Regions from separate parts of the Mus musculus genome. Here region 1 is linked to region 2. A link is a loop called in an ENCODE intact Hi-C map of the cell type or tissue named here. Cell type or tissue: gastrocnemius. All regions are shown on one strand. Each heading gives the region's core, and the rest is flanking DNA. Links, peaks and the distances in the headings are about the cores only.

Region 1 (8,448 bases), core at 186-8,185, 140 kb before region 2:
CCTAGGTTTTTTGTTATTCCAGATGAATTTGCAAATTGCTCCTTCTAATTCGTTGAAGAATTGAGTTGGAACTTTGATGGGGATTTCATTGAATCTGTAGATTGCTTTTGGCAAGATAGCCATTTTTACAATGTTGATCCTGCAAATCCATGAGCATGGGAGATCTTTCCATCTTCTGAGATCTTCTTTAATTTCTTTCTTCAGAGATTTGAAGTTTTTATCATATAGATCTTTCACTTCCTTAGTTAGAGTCATGCCAAGATATTTTATATTATTTGTGACTATTGAGAAGGGTGTTGTTTCCCTAATTTCTTTCTCAGCCTGTTTATTCTTGTATAGAGAAAGGCCATTTACTTGTTTGAGTTTATTTTATATCCAGCTACTTCACTGAAGCTGTTTATCAGGTTTAGGAGTTTTCTGGTAGAATTTTTAGGGTCACTTATATATACTATCATATCATCTGCAAAAAGTGATATTTTGACTTCCTCTTTTCCAATTTGTATCCCCTTGATCTCCTTTTGTTTTCGAATTGCTCTGGCTAATACTTCAAGTACTATGTTGAAAAGGTAGGGAGAAAGTGGGCAGCCTTGTCTAGTCCCTGATTTTAGTGGGATTGCTTCCAGCTTCTCTCCATTTACTTTGATGTTGGCTACTGGTTTGCTGTAGATTGCTTTTATCATGTTTAGGTATGGGCCTTGAATTCCTGATCTTTCCAAGGCTTTTATCATGAATGGGTGTTGGATCTTGTCAAATGCTTTTTCTGCATCTAATGAGATGATCATGTGGTTTTTGTCTTTGAGTTTGTTTATATAATGGATTACCTTGATGGATTTTCGTATATTAAACCATCCCTGCATCCCAGGAATAAAACCTACTTGGTCAGGATGGATGATTGCTTTAATGTGTTCTTGGATTCGGTTAGCGAGAATTTTATTGAGGATTTTTGCATCGATATTCATAAGAGAAATTGGTCTGCAGTTCTCTATCTTTGTTGGGTCTTTCTGTGGTTTAGGTATCAGAGTAATAGTGGCTTCATAAAATGAGTTGGGTAGAGTACCTTCTATTTCTATTTTGTGAAATAGTTTGTGCAGAACTGGAATTAGTTCTTCTTTGAAGGTCTGATAGAACTCTGCACTAAACCAGTCTGGTCCTGGGCTTTTTTTGGCTGGGAGACTATTAATAACTGCTTCTATTTCTTTAGGTGATATGGGACTGTTTAGATGATCAACTTGATCCTGATTCAACTTTGGTACCTGGTATCTGTCCAGAAATTTGTCCTTTTCGTCCAGGTTTTCCAGTTTTGTTGATTATAGCCTTTTGTAGAAGGATCTGATGGTGTTTTGGATTTCTTCAGGATCTGTTGTTATGTCTCCCTATTCATTTCTGATTTTTTAAATTTGGATTTTGTCCCTGTGCCCTTTAGTGAGTCTAGGTAAGGGTTTATCTATCTTGTTGATTTTCTCAAAGAACCAACTCCTCGTTTGGTTAATTCTTTGAATAGTTCTTCTTGTTTCCACTTGGTTGATTTCACCCCTGAGTTTGATTATTTCCTGCCGTGTACTCCTCTTGGGTGAATTTGCTTCCTTTTTTTCTAGAGCTTTTAGATGTTTTGTCAAGCTGCTAGTATGTGCTCTCTCCCATTTCTTCTTGGAGGCACTCAGAGCTATGAGTTTCCCTCTTAGAAATGCTTTTATTGTGTCCCATTGGTTTGGGTACGTTGTGGTTTCATTTTCATTAAACTCTAAAAAGTCTTTAATTTCTTTCTTTATTCCTTCCTTGACCAAGGTATCATTGAGAAGAGTGTTGTTCATTTTCCACGTGAATGTTGGCTTTCCATTATTTATGTTGTTGTTGAAGATCAGTCTTAAGCCATGGTGGTATGATAGGATACATGGGACAATTTCAATATTTTGTATCTGTTGAGGCCTGTTTTGTGACCAATTATATGGTCAATTTTGGAGAAGGTCCCGTGAGGTGCTGAGAAGAAGGTATATCCTTTTGTTTTAGGATAAAATGTTCTGTAGATATCTGTCAGGTCCATTTGTTTCATAACTTCTGTTAGTTTCACTGTGTCCATGTTTAGTTTCTGTTTCCACTATCTGTCCATTGATGAAAGTGGTGTGTTGAAGTCTCCCACTATTATTGTGTGAGGTGCAACGTGTGCTTTGAGCTTTACGAAAGTGTCTGTAATGAATGTGGCTGCCCTTGCATTTGGAGCATAGATATTCAGAATTGTGGGTTCCTCTTGGAGGATTTTACCTTTGATGTGTATGAAGTGTCCCTCCTTGTCTTTTTTGATAACTTTGGGTTGGAAGTCGATTTTATCCGATATTAAAATGGCTACTCCAGCTTGTTTCTTCAGACCATTTGCTTGGAAAATTGTTTTCCAGCCTTTCACTCTGAGGTAGTGTCCTTCTTTTTCCCTGAGATGGGTTTCCTGTAAGCAGCAGAATGTTGTGTCCTGTTTGTGTAGCCAGTCTGTTAGTCTATGCCTTTTTATTGGGGAGTTGAGACCATTGATATTAAGAGATATTAAGGAAAAGTAATTTTTGCTTCTTTTTATTTTTGTTGTTAAAGTTGGCATTCTGTTCTTGTGGCTGTCTTCTTTTAGGTTTGTTGAGGGATTATCTTCTTGTTTTTTCTAGGGCGTGGTTCCCGTCCTTGTATTGTTTTTTTTTTTTCTGTTATTATCCTTTGAAGGGCTGGATTCGTGGAGAGATAATGGGTGAATTTAGTTTTGTCGTGGAATACTTTTTTTCTCCATCTATGGTAATTGAGTTTGGCTGGTTATAGTAGTCTGGGCTGGAATTTGTGTTCTCTTAGTGTCTGTATAACATCTGTCCAGGCTCTTCTTGCTTTCATAGTCTCTGGTGAAAAATCTGGTGTAATTGTGATAGGCTTGCCTTTATATGTTACTTGACCTTTTTCCCTTACTGCTTTTAGTATTCTATCTTTATTTAGTGCATTTGATGTTCTGATTATTATGTGTCAGGAGGAATTTCTTTTCTGGTCCAGTCTATTTGGAGTTCTCTAGGCTTCTTGTATGTTCATGGGCATCTCTTTCTTTAGATTTGGGAAGTTTTCTTCAATAATTTTGTTGAAGATGTTTGCTGGTCCTTTGAGTTGAAAATCTTCATTCTCATCCACTCCTATTATCCGTAGGTTTGGTCTTCTCATTGTGTCCTGTATTTCCTGGATGTTTTGAGTTAGGATCTTTTTGCATTTTGTATTTTCTTTGATTGTTGTGCAGATGTTCTTTATGGAATCTTCTGCACCTGAGATTCTCTCTTCCATCTCTTGTATTCTGTTGCTGATGCTGGCATCTATGGTTCCAGATTTCTTTCCTAGGGTTTCTATCTCCAGCGTTGCCTCACTTTGGGTTTTCTTTATTGTGTCTACTTCCCTTTTTAGGTCTAGTATGGTTTTGTTCATTTCTATCACCTGTTTGGATGTGTTTTCCTGTTTGTCTATAAGGACTTCTTCCTGTTTGGTTGTGTTTTCCTGTTTTTCTTTAAGGACTTGTAACTCTTTAGCAGTGTTCTCCTGTATTTCTTTAAGTGAGTTATTAAATTCCTTCTTTATGTCCTCTACCATCATCATGAGAAATGCTTTTAAATCCAGGACTACCTTTTCAGGTGTGTTAGGATGCCCTGGACTGGGCGAAGTGGGAGTGCTGGGTTCTGATGATGGTGAGTGGTCTTGGTTCCTGTTAGTAGGATTCTTACGTTTACCTTTTGCCATCTGCAATCTCTGGAGTTAGTTGTTATAGTTGTCTTTGTTTAGAGATTGTTCCTCTGTTTATTTTGTTACCCTCTACTAGCAGACGTGGGAGACTAGCTCTCTCCTCTGAGTTTCAGTGGACAGAGCAGTCTCTGCAGGCAAGCTCTCCTCTTTCAGGGAAGGTGCACAGTTATCTGGTGTTTGGACCTCCTCCTGGCTGAAGATGACGGCCCAAAACAGGACCTTTCCCAGAAGTTGTGTTGCTTTGGCCAGGAAGGTGGCCGGTTCTCTGGAGCCGAAGATGGTGCCGCCTCAGAAGCTCTCTGGCTCTTGCTTGTCCCAGAAATGGCTGGCCTCTGTATTCCACACCGTCACCCGTGCAGCCTGCCCTCCGCAGCCTGCCCTCCGCGGAGTCCTGGAGCCAAGGAGGCTCCCGTTGGGGCCTGAGGCACAAACCTCTCGGGCTGGGGGATGCCTGTGCACTCACCAGGAAGGTGGCCGGTTGTCTCTCTCAGGCCCACTCTTAGAAGTGAGGTATGGTTTTATGCATCCAATTTCCACACCAATGACAATAAATGGTTTGGAACCACAGACTATTTCTTTTCATTGAAATCCTTTGTGGGGAGCCATGGAGGCCTTTGCTTACAGAGCCTCTGTCTAATCTCTTGTGGAAGAACTCTCTGCACTCCCAGACACAACTGCCACCAACCCTGCCACGTGTCAAGTCAATGACAATCACAATGGGACCTACTGGAGCTCACATCTCTGGCAGGTACCACCAAGATGAACAAGTATGTACTGGAGAAATGGGAGAGAAAGGAGAGAGGCAAACCTGGAGACAGGATAGCAGTGAGAAACAGCCTAATGTTGAAGAACCCTGCTATTATGGTTCATGTCCAGAGAGTTCTCTGATCTTGCTGCAAAATGGAGGACTCCCTTTCTCATTGAGGCTGCCTTTTCTCCCACTATCTTGGAGGCTCTCTCTGAATACAGATACCTGATATTATTTAGAGTATGAACCTAGGGCAGAGCTCTTTGCAAATGCTGCAGATACAGTTTACAAGTCTAGCTTAGGTTTCCTATCCATATGATAATTATGTATTGTGTTATGACTAATCAGCCCTTTTTACACACACACACTAAGAGTTCTTATATATACCCTACCCTCACAACAACAACAAAAAAAATGAGCTGTATCATTGAAGCTGTCTTTGGAAGTCCTTCCATCACACTGAGAGCCCTCCAAATCTTACTCATTGCTTCTGCTCCCTCCACACTCATGGGCTTGGCCACTGGCCAACAATGATGCCTCTCCCCACCTGTAGGAGAAGGGAGACTCACAGATAACCCCAGAACAGGGACCTCTGAATGCACAGAGTTTTTGTGGATCCCCCTAATTTAGTGGCAATTTTGCCTGACCATCTTTCCCAAGGATATGTCATTTCTGTACTTTGTTTAAATTTCAGTTTGTGACTTGGTTTAAGGTTTCAATATAGTTTGTAGAACAACTGAATCCTCTCAGTTAGGGTGACTCCCTGAGATTGGCCTACGGTTCTTAACCCTCTTTCTAGACCCTGACATCTTAATTGGGTGTAGGCTATAATCTTTGCATTGTTCACTGGGGGAAAAACTGGTCACTTAGCAACTAATTAAAAGACTCTTAAATCTGCAGTTAGGTCTGTAATTCTTGGAGTGTACTCAATTCTCCAGTGGTGAATTTGCCTCCAGAGCATTGAACTTTACTGGCCATATTTCCTCTCAATTCTTTTGAGTTGGAGATTTCAATATCATATCAGAGGGATTTCAAAATTTGTTTTGTATGGCCTTATTTAAATCAAGAGGAGATAAAATCTCCCATAGGAGGGCCTAGAATTCTGGAACAAAGTGCTTCAATTTACACCATGGATTCTTCCAGTAGATATTTCTGACCATGACATCTGGACCTGTGCTGCCTACCTGGAAGAAAATAGAAAATCCAGGAAGGTGATTTTTGCCCCTCTCTATCTTCCCTATGATATCTGCCATCAGTCAATGCATAGGGAAATAGCCAAACCTAAGGATCACCTGTTAGAAGAAAAACCACAGGAAGATAACAGGGAAGACTCAATGAGGAGAAAGGTTCTGAGGAGTATCCAGTGACTGATTTAGACATTCTAGAAAAGGCAGTTGCCTTAATTAGATAGAAATTAATTAAATTCCACAGAAACTTAGGATACCCAAGATATAAGATACAACTTGCCAAACACATGAAATTCAAGAAGAACGAAGACCAAAGTGTGGACACTTTACCCTTTCTTAGAAATGGGAGCAAAACACCCATGGAAGGAGTTACAGAGACAAAATTTGGAGCTGTGATGAAAGGATGGACCATCTAGTGATTGCCATATGCAGGGATCCATCCCATAATCACCTTCCAAATGCTGACACCATTGCATACACTAGCAAGATTTTGCTGATAGGACCCAGATATAGCTCTCTCTTGTGAGACTATGCCGGGGCCTAGCAAACACAGAAGTGGATGATCACAGTCAGCTATTGGATGGGTCACACGGCCCCCAATGGAGGAGCTAGAGAAATTACCCAAGGAGCTAAAGGGAACTGCAACCCGATAGGTGGAACAACAATATGAACTAACCAGTACCCGGGAGCTCTTGTCTCTAGCTGCATATGTATCAAAAGATGGCCTAGTTGGCCATCATTGCAAAGAGAGGCCCATTGGACTTGCAAACTTTATATGCCCCAGTACAGGGGAACTCCAGGGCCAAAAAGGGGGAGTGGGTGGGTAGGGGATTGGGAGTGGGTGGATATGGGGGACCTTTGGGATAGCATTGAAAATGTAAACGAGGAAAATACCTAATAAAAAAAGAAATTAATTAAATTAATTTGTAATCTACAATACCTCTCCCATGTTTACTCCCTCTACAGCTCTATGAGCCCTCATTGGCTACAAAGGATAAAAAACCTTAAGAGGAAGGCTCTGAGATGCACACAGATGAACCCCCCTTTCCCTACAACCTCAGTCACAGTAACTGTACCATCATCCTCCATGGCTATTGGGCAGCATCTCAGAGATGTTGGAAACAATTATTCGAGATCCCTCAGCCACAATGGCACAAGGATCCAGAGCCTAAACCCATAGGGACTTTTCCCATTAACCCAAGTGTATTCAGACATTATCTACTTGATTGGTATCCTATCCTGGTAGCACAACTAAGAGTTATATTAATCCATCCTTGAGGGCAGAATTCATGTCCCATGGGGGCAAATGTATTTTACAATGTTTCAATAGCACCATTTTTTTTTGAAATAAGAAAAAAATATATTTCAAAGTTAACATCATGGTTATAAAAGCATGTACTTTTAACCCTTAGGGTCAGGGCTTAATGAATTTTCTTTTTTCTTTTTTCTTTTCCATTTTTTATCAGGTATTTAGCTCATTTACATTTCCAATGCTATACCAAAAGTCCCCCATACCCACCCACCCACACTCCCCTACCCACCCACTCCCCCTTTTTGGCCCTGGCGTTACCCTGTACTGGGGCATATAAACTTTGCGTCTCCAATGGGCCTCTCTTTCCAGTGATGGCCGACTAGGCCATCTTTTGATACATATGCAGCTAGAGTCAAGAGCTCCAGGGTACTGGTTAGTTCATAATGTTGTTCCACATATAGGGTTGCAGATCCCTTTAGCTCCTTGGGTACTTTCTCTAGCTCCTCCATTGGGAGCCCTGTGATCCATCCATTAGCTGACTGTGAGCATCCACTTCTGGGTTTGCTAGGCCCCGGCATAGTCTCACAAGTGACAGCTACATCTGGGTCCTTTCAATAAAATCTTGCTAGTGTATGCAATGGTGTCAGCGTTTGGATGCTGATTATGGGGTGGATCCCTGGATATGGCAGTCTCTACATGGTCCATCCTTTCATCTCAGCTCCAAACTTTGTCTCTGTAATTCCTTCCATGGGTGTTTTGTTCCCACTTCTAAGGAGGGGCATAGTGTCTACACTTCAGTCTTCATTTTTCTTGAGTTTCATGTGTTTAGTAAATTGCATCTTATATCTTGGGTATCCTAGGTTTTGGGCTAATATCCACTTATCAGTGAGTACATATTGTGTGAGTTCCTTTGTGAATGTGGTACCTCACTCAGGATGATGCCCTCCAGGTCCATCCATTTGGCTAGGAATTTCATAAATTCATTCTTTTTAATAGCTGAGTAGTACTCCATTGTGTAGATGTACCACATTTTCTGTATCCATTCCTCTGTTGAGGGGCATCTGGGTTCTTTCCTCAATAGCACCTTTTAACCCTCCAAGACTGGAGAAATATATGCCAATCTACTCCTTTTAGTCTTGTTTATATAATAGAAAGCCCTGTTTAGAGATGAATGTCAGATGTAGACTAGAAAAATATAACCTATAATCAAGAAATAGGACCACAACAAGGACAAAAATACCCCTATTCAGTTAATTAATTGGAACTACTACCAATTGTAAGGCTAGTGTAATTTCTCCATAGGGATTCAGCAGGCCTTAGTCTCTACTGGCAGCTTTGAGCAGGTATGCTTATGTGCACTTCAGGCCTGGGGCCATTTAACACCCTTGAGCACCAGCCCTGGGGAGGCCTCTTCGATGATGTTCCTGAAACAAAAACCAACTGAGACTCTCCTAGATTTTATACTAAGGGTGCAACCCAGTTTATTCAGAAAAATAAAAGTTTTATCTGTAAGCACA
Region 2 (8,448 bases), core at 70-8,069:
AATATTAATATATGTGTATGCAAATATTAATATGATATGTATATTAACCTCATTTCAATATAAATTTTTGCCATTCTGGAAGTTGTCTACTCACTCTTCTATATTTTTTTGGAAGTACAAAAGCTTATTTGGCCTGTCTGTTTTAGGATTTTTTTTTTACTTTATTTTATTTTATCTCTTGACATTTTATATATTTTCTCTTGTAATCACAGTTGTTAAATTTAATTATTATTTGATTCTTTGAGAATTTTACATCCTGCATCCCAATTCCACACATTTCCTTGTTCCTTCAATATCTACTTTCTGCATTTGCAACACTCCTCAAATTTTTGGGTGGGGAGTATGGAAGCTGCAGTGTGCAACCATGTGTCACACAGATATCCTCTAGCTCATATATCTTTAATTGCAAATTATAATTTCAATGAGTCACCGGTCTAGTTCCAGGCCTCTGGCTTCTGATATACTATCAATACTAGATCCTCATGGGAATTCCTCTTGGATATCTTGCTGTTGCCCTGTATGATGGAGATACTGCAGCTTTGGATTTGTAGGATTGCCCCCTTCATATACTCCAGCAGTTCATAGATGCTTTCGATGTTTAGGTAGGCAAACTCAAAGCCCTGAATCTGGGCCTGCCTGTTATTCTCCATCCACACCACTAGAGTGAGATCCCCATTACTGGTCTGGCTAGATTACCCAATGTTGTAGCTGTCAAGAGGCAATACAAGTTATTTACTCTAATGCCAGTAGGAACATCTCTATTGTGTTGCCCAGGTGAGGTACACGACTGTTCTCTAGAATGCAGCCCAGACTGAGGATTACAGTCAGATCTCCTGGCTGCTGTAGGTGGCAAAGGGCAAGAGGGAAGGAATTGCAACTCTATTGTCTATGCCACTGCACTTCAGACATGTGGTAGGGCCAGCTGTCTCCCACTCACGTCCTCAGGACTGGCTCAACTGCACAATTCCACCACTGTCTTATCCATTGTTCTGCCTAAGGAAGATGGATGTCCTTTTCTTCATTGTTCTGCAGCTGGTAAGGGGACAGAGACAGTTCTCCTGGTCTCAGACCTTTGGGCCAACTTTCCCATGATTACCAGTTGAGAAGTAGGGCTGGTTCCACACAGCCCTCAGACATCAATATATATTCAGGTGGGACTCCAGATCAGCAAGATAACCCTTCTGCTACAGGGTTCAGACACAGACATGATTCTTGGCAGGAGCATGAGACAGGACCTCATCATTGCCTTAGGATGCATTGCAGGATATTTATGTCAGGCTGCTCTTCATTTTCCCCAAGTCTCCAGCACTGTCTCTCTTCTGTGCATACATTCTTCTGATTCTCTTTATCTTTCCATTTCTCCAACACTTTCTTGCTTATAGCAGGTGTCACCTGGGGCCTCTGGGTGTCTGGAGACTCAGGAGTGCTATGACCCGACTTGTGTCATATACTGGGCAGGGGTTTTCTCTGGCATAGTTTACTGTCTAGGCTTCTTGGCACTGGACTGAGAGGTCATCTTATACATTTTTTTTTGTCTGTCTCGGCCACATACTAGGCTGGGAGTCATCTCTTGTATGGTCGGCCTACCTGTGTACAGTGATACCAGGTAGGGGTTGCTTTGGAGTGTTCTGTGAACCCAGGCTGAGCTACTTGTTGCAATTTATTTAAATAACTTCTTTTAAAATGTGTTTTAGTGTAGATACTTCCAGAAAATAAATAATGCATCTCTACTCCACCACTGTTTCACAGCTTGAGTAATTCTTAGCTCAGTCATGCATTACTCATTCCTAAGATTCTGCAAACTCAATTGTCATCAATAGAGAATCCATACCACATGGTAAAGAATAAAGTAGGGTAACTGCAGTCTCATTTCTGTCTGGTCTTCATTATGGTCTCTAAGAACCCCTGACACTGCCAGTGATTGGGAGTCTGTGGACCTTGAGCCTGGTCCTTGGTCAAGCTAAAGGTTTGAAGCCTTGGATACCCTGAAGAGATGTTAAGAGCTTTGCTTGCTCCCAGGCACCAGGCCTCTGTCATGTAGTCACAGATCCCCATAGATTTGTGGCCATCTGTAATATAAGTGCAATGCCCCAATCCATTCCACATATATATGAGGCACCCCTAGCATCTCAGACCAAGACAACAGGAAAAGAGACATGACCTGTGGTCACATAGGCTCAAGACAGAGATCTCCATTCTAGTGAGATACCCAGAGGAGCAGAGGGTATTGTCAATAAGATTTCCTTCCCAGACATCCTCCCTGCAAAAGATATTTAATCTCAGACCCACTCTGAGAATTAAGTTATGGTTTTATGCATCCATGTTCTACACTACTGACAATAAGTGGTTTGGAACCATAGACTGTCTTTTTTTTTCAATGAAATCATTTGTGGGGAGCCATGGAGAAGGCCTTTGCCTACAGAACTGCTGTCTAATCTCCCATAGAAGAACTCTCTGCACTCCCAGTCACAACTGCCACCAATCCTGCCACCTGACAAGTCAATGACAATCACTGTGGGACCTACTGGAGCTCCCCTTCCCCTTCCCTGCCCCCAAGCCCCCAGCCTGAGGACTCCCACTCTATTCTCAGCTGTTCCAGGACTCCTAGTGGTGCCTGAATTCCCAAGAGCCTGAGAACCCTATGACCCTGGCCTTGTTGCCTGGAATCCCCTGAGTCAGCTCTGGCTTTCCTATGACTCAGATTCCCTTCCCCAACCCTGGAGCAGTGTCCTGGTGCTTCCTAACAGCACATACCACCCTGGTGGTACAGTGGACTCAAGGAAACCACAACCTTGCAAGTGAATGCTACCTCTTCATGCATGACTTCTCTCTTTTGAGCTTACTGTTACTAGCTTGCTCTTCATTAGGACCCTCAAGCTACCACACACAACTGGGAGAAAAAGATATCACACCAATTTCCTGATGGGACCCTTCAATTGCTCTATGTGGCCTTGAAAGCCAAGCTCAAACCATACTTCCAGGATAGACTTGTTTCATTTTTTAAAGCTGCTGAAGTCACCAGATTTTAGCAAAGAAGCAGAAGACCCAGTATGAAAAGTATAGTTCCAATCATTAGATGAACCAAGGAAAATCCAGATTATTAACCTATTATGAATTATACCCCCTCAAAAAACAAACATTGTAAACACCTCCATAGAGCAAACAAAGGTGACTTGAACAATACAAAAGGAAATCATTACCAACGAACTCTAGATGTTCAAATCGGAGTTTAGAAAACCAAGAACAAAATCCCATCAAACAAGCAAACAAACCATTTCCCACCAAATAATCAAAATATCCCATCTACTCCAAAAATTACAAATTCTATAGAAATGGCTCGTAATGAAAATTACCTGAAAGAACATGCATAATAAGATTTTGCAAGACTTGGGTGGGGCCTCACATCTCTGGTCAGCTGGCAGGTACCACCAAGATGAACAAGTATGTGCTGGAGAAATAGGAGAGAGAGAAGAGAGGTGAAACTGGAGACAGGGTAGCAGTGAGAAACAGCCTAATGTTGCAGAACCCTGCTATTATGGTTCATGTTCAGAGAGCTCTCTGATCTTGGTGCAAAATGGAGGACTCCCTTTCTCACTGGGGCTGCCCTTTCTCCCCCCAACTTGGAGATTATCTTTGAATTCAGATACCTGATATTATTTGGAGTATGACCCTAGGGCAGAGCTTTTTGCAAATGCTGCAAACTCAGTTCACAATTCCAGCTTTAGTTTCCTATCCATATGATAATTGGGTATTGTGTTATGATCAATCAGCCCTTTTTACACACACCCTAAGAGTCCTTATATATACCTTACCTTCCCAACAACAATAACAACAACAAAAAAATGAGCTGTCTCATTGAAGCTGTTTTTGGATGTCCTTCCATCACACTGAGAGTCCTCCAAACATTACTAATTGCTTCTGCTCCCTCCACACTTGTGGGCTTGCTCCCTCACCCCACCTTCAGGAGAAGGGAGACTCACAGATGACCCCAGAACAGGGACCTCTGAATGCACAGAGTTTTTGTGGATCCCCCTAATTTAGTGGCATTTTTGCCTGACCATCCCTCCCAAGGATATGTCATTTCTGTACTTTGTTTTAATTTCAGTTTGTGACTTGGTTTAAAGTTTTGATATAGTTTGTAGAACAACTGAAGTCTCTCAGTCCAGGTGACTCCCTGAGATTGGCCTACGGTTCCTAACACTCTTTCTAAACCCTGACATCTTAATTGGGTGTAGGATATAATCTTTCCATTGCTCACTGGGAGAAAAAACTGATCACTTAGCAACTAATTAAAAGTCTGTTAAATCTGAAAAGGATATTTTCTGAGAATTTAAAATATTACATAAAACTGACTGAACAACTAAACAGCAAACACAGAAATTCTGAATAATGTCTTCATTGTATGTTCATTGTAAAAATTGCCCTGAATCTAAATTTTAAATAGTCAATAGCTGGGGCTCAACATTCCAGTGTGTTTCCTGCTATGCACAAGAAGCATTGGTAAAAACAAGGAGTAATTAATTGGTATATGAAAAGGGGGCATTTTTTCCTCACTACAACAAGTAGAGAACCAATAACAGCGAGGCTAAACTTAAGAGGATTTTGCTCACGCCAGCTCCACCTAGCACAGGTTCTGAAGTGAGGCCTTTGTCACATGAACACCTGACCCTAGAGTCCAAGGTCTTCCAGGTGAAGAGAATGTTCTTAATGTTTTATCAGAATTGATCACGTGAGTGAAAGATGAACAATGTATAAAATGTCATAAGAAAAATGGAGGACAGAAACACGGGCAGGATGTCATAATGAAAATTTAGGTTCTCAATGTCAGTGAGGCCACAGGAGAGTTGTTTATTATTGCATGTTGTAACTTGAGGGCATTATGAGTCACAGGGTCCAAAATACTCAAAGCTTGAGACAGGGTGTTATCTATTCTTTGTTTTGGATCCCTGTCATTTCTTCAGTCTTTCAATAATAATTATGCTCTACTGTCATGTTCTCTGGACCAGGAAATGTCAGCTTTAAACATACTAAATTCTGTTTTTGAATTGGGTGTAATTATCATTGGCAGAAGGTGTTCTCTCTGCTTATATTAAATCTACTTGCAGATAGAGTGCCCCAACTTTGAGCAATTAATGAAGTTTATGTCTTCCATTCTGTAGAACAATTGACAACTAATATGAACCATTTTATATTAAAACTTTTATATTAATATGCATAGAACTGATCTAGGACGCTTAAAGTATTGTCATCTATGCTCTTCTTACTGACACATCCCTTTAAACTTTTACAATTATAAATCTCTTCAGTAATCACTGCCAAGTATTACAGTCCATACTCAAGTCTTTAGTAACATCCACTGTCTTCACTAGGTTGCTAAAATTTTTAATTTTTAGTCTTTTGTGTGTGACCTGTATCATCTATTGTCCCCAAGACATCCTGGTCCTTTGGAGTTCTCCATTAACTCTTTTTACTGATTACTTACTATTTTCTAATAACTGCAAAAGTATTTATGACCTTTATCTGAAAAATTACATTCATGTCCAGACAGATAATTTTATGTGTGTATACCATTTTATACCTCATAGGATTTAGGACAGGAAGCATTGATCATGAGACAAATGCATGCTCAGCCTCAGGCAAGCAAGCTGAATGCTTAATATCCTGAGAATCAAAACATGACATTTCCTGTGACTGTCCGTATTTTCCTATAGTGACTTCCATTTTTGCTATACACAATGCTAAGAAGACAGAACTACTCTTAACTTTCTTAGTTTCTCTTTTCAGTTTATTCAGTGCCAGATTTTTCTCAGATATCACTCTATGCTCTCTACCTTTAGTAATTCTTCATACATTTCAAAATTCTCTGTTCAACATTGCGTGTCAATTTCAAAAAGTAGGATGATATTGTTTTCTATGTTTGTTTGTTTGTTTGTTTTTAAATCCTACATCCCTCTGAAAAGGTCAAAAGACAACTGTGATTTGCCTATGAATTTTATAAATTAATTTTTTTAATAGCTGAGATGAACTTTATTGTGTAAATGTACTACATTTTCTGTATCCATTCCCTTGTTGAGAGGCATCTGTGTTTTTTCCAGGTTCTGGATATTATAAATATGGCTGCTATGAACATAGTGAGCATGTGTTCTTATTACATGTTGGAGCATATTCTGGGTAATGGAATGATATTGCTGGGTCCTCAGGTAGTACTATGTCCAATTTTCTGAGGAACTACGAAACAGATTTCCATCGTGGTTGTACCAGCTCTTAATCCTAGTAGCAATGGAGGAGTGTTCCTCTTTCGCAACATCCTAGCCAGCATCTGCTGTCACCTGAGTTTTTGATGTTAGCCATTCTGACTGATGTGATGTGGGATCTCTGGGTTGTTTTGATCTGTATTTTCCTGATGACTAAGGATGTTGAACATTTTTTTAGGTGCTTCTCAACCATTTGGTATTCGTCAGTTAAGAAATCTTTGTTCAGCTCAGTATCCCATTTTTTAATATTTTAATTTTTTTCTGGAGTCTAACTTCTTCAATTCTTTACATATTTTGGATATTGGCCCTCTATTGGATGTAGGATTGGTGAAGATATTTTCCAAATCTGTTGATGGCCTTTTTGTCTTCTTGACAGTGTCCTGTATCTTATCGAAACTTTTCAATATTATGAGGTCCCATTTGTCAACTTTTTATCTTACATCCCAAGCCATTGGTGTTCTGTTCAGGAATTTTTCCCCTGTACCCATATGTTTGAGGCTCTTCCCAACGTTCTCTTGTAAAGTTTAATGTATCTGGCTTTATGTGAAGCTCCTTAATCTGCTTGGACTTAAGCTTTGTACAAGGAGAAAAAATACTTTGATTTGACTTCTTCTGCATGGTAACTGCCAGTTGAGCTAGCATAATTCGTTGAAAATGCTGTCTTTTATCAACTGCATAGTTTTAGCTCCTTGGTCAAAGATCAAGTGACCATAGTTGTGTGGGTTCATTTCTGGCTCTTCAATTCTATTCCACTCTTATATCTGCCTATTACTGCACCAATACCATACAGTTTTATCACAGTTTCTCTGTAGTAAAGCTTGAGGTCAGGGAAGATGATTCCCCCAGAAGTACTGTTATTGTTGAGACTAGTTTTTGCTATCCTGGTTTTTATTTGTTTGATTGTTTGTTTGACATTCCAGATGAATTTGGAAATTGCTCTTTCTAAGTCAAGAAGTGGAAAGACCAAAGTATGGATGATTCAGTTCTATGTGAAAGGGGGAACGAAATAATCAAGGGAGGAAGAGAGGAGTAAGAGAGGAAGGATCTGGTATGGGGGTTGACAGGGGAGTACTAGAGAGTGTCAGGAAATTGAAGAGAGGTATATAGCAGCAGGGGATGGGGACGTGGGGATAGTCATAATAGCCAAGAAAGACTATCCAAGGACCTAACTAACTGGGATGATATTAGCTAAAATACCCAACAAATTATAGAGATCCTATAGGTTAGTCATGTCCCCCAGTTAAGGGATAAGGCCACCCACCTATATCAAAAATTTTAACCCAGAATTGCACCTGTCTAAAGGAAATACACTGACAAAAATGTAGAAGAGACTGAAGGAAAGGCCATCCAGAGACTGTCCCACCTCAGGATCCATTCCATGTGCAGACACCAAACCCAGGTACTATTGTAGATGCTAAGAAGTGCTTGCGGAAAGGAGGCTGATATCACTGCCTCCTGAGAAGCTCTCCTAGAGCCTGACAAATACAAAGGTGGATGATTGTAGCCAACCATGGAACTGAGTATGGGGATGTCTATGAGCTGTTACAGGACAGACTTAAGAAGCTGAAGGAATTTTCAACCCCATAGCAAGAACTGAAATATCGATGAACCATATCACCCTGAGCTCCCAGGAACTAAACTGCCAACCAAAGAGTACATATAGATGGGCCCATGACTCCAGCTACATATGTAGCAGAGGATGGCCTTATCTGGCATCAATGGGAAGGGAGGCCCTTGGTCTTGTGAAAGCCTGATACACATTGTATGGGAGTTCTAAATTGGTTCGGTAGTATTGGGTGGCTGGGGGAATCCTCTCAGAGACACAGGGGGAGAAAGTATGGAATGAGGGTTTGAAGATGGTAAACCTAGAAAGCAGATAGCATTTGAGACATAAATCAATAATGTAATCAATAAAAAAGTGCATTAAACCAATGTAGACATCAGTGAACCAATTCAAACATGGGATACAGGTCTAAACAAAAATACTTGGCAGATTTATGTAATGGCTAAAATGGTCTTAAATGAAAGAAGTGATCACCATCCTTAGTCATCAGTGAAATACAAATGAAAGCAACTCTTAAATTTCATCTTATACATGTGAGAATGACTAAGTTAAACTCAGCTGACAGCTCAGTGTGGCAAGAATGTAAAGCAAAGTTAATACTCCTATGTTGTAAGTGGGAGTACCAAATTG

The links. Hi-C counts contacts between places; a loop is a spot of excess contacts. Peaks named below come from ENCODE experiments on the same cell type or tissue, not always from the same donor. Only the 100,000 strongest peaks of a DNase experiment are listed, where the experiment ranks them.
Region 1: it touches region 2 in a loop (21-fold over the local background); 14 of 42 quality-filtered maps call a loop at or near these places.

Annotation. Positions count from the first base shown.
Region 1 is chr6:131,704,348-131,712,795 of GRCm38, forward strand. No RefSeq gene overlaps it. Among named protein-coding and RNA genes, the nearest start is that of Tas2r114, 19 kb to the left of the region's middle. In gastrocnemius, for the core only: no CTCF peak of the experiment used is centred there; a DNase peak (open chromatin) is centred at 4,078.
Region 2 is chr6:131,843,627-131,852,074 of GRCm38, forward strand. No RefSeq gene overlaps it. Among named protein-coding and RNA genes, the nearest start is that of Tas2r114, 160 kb to the left of the region's middle. In gastrocnemius, for the core only: no CTCF peak of the experiment used is centred there; no DNase peak of the experiment used is centred there.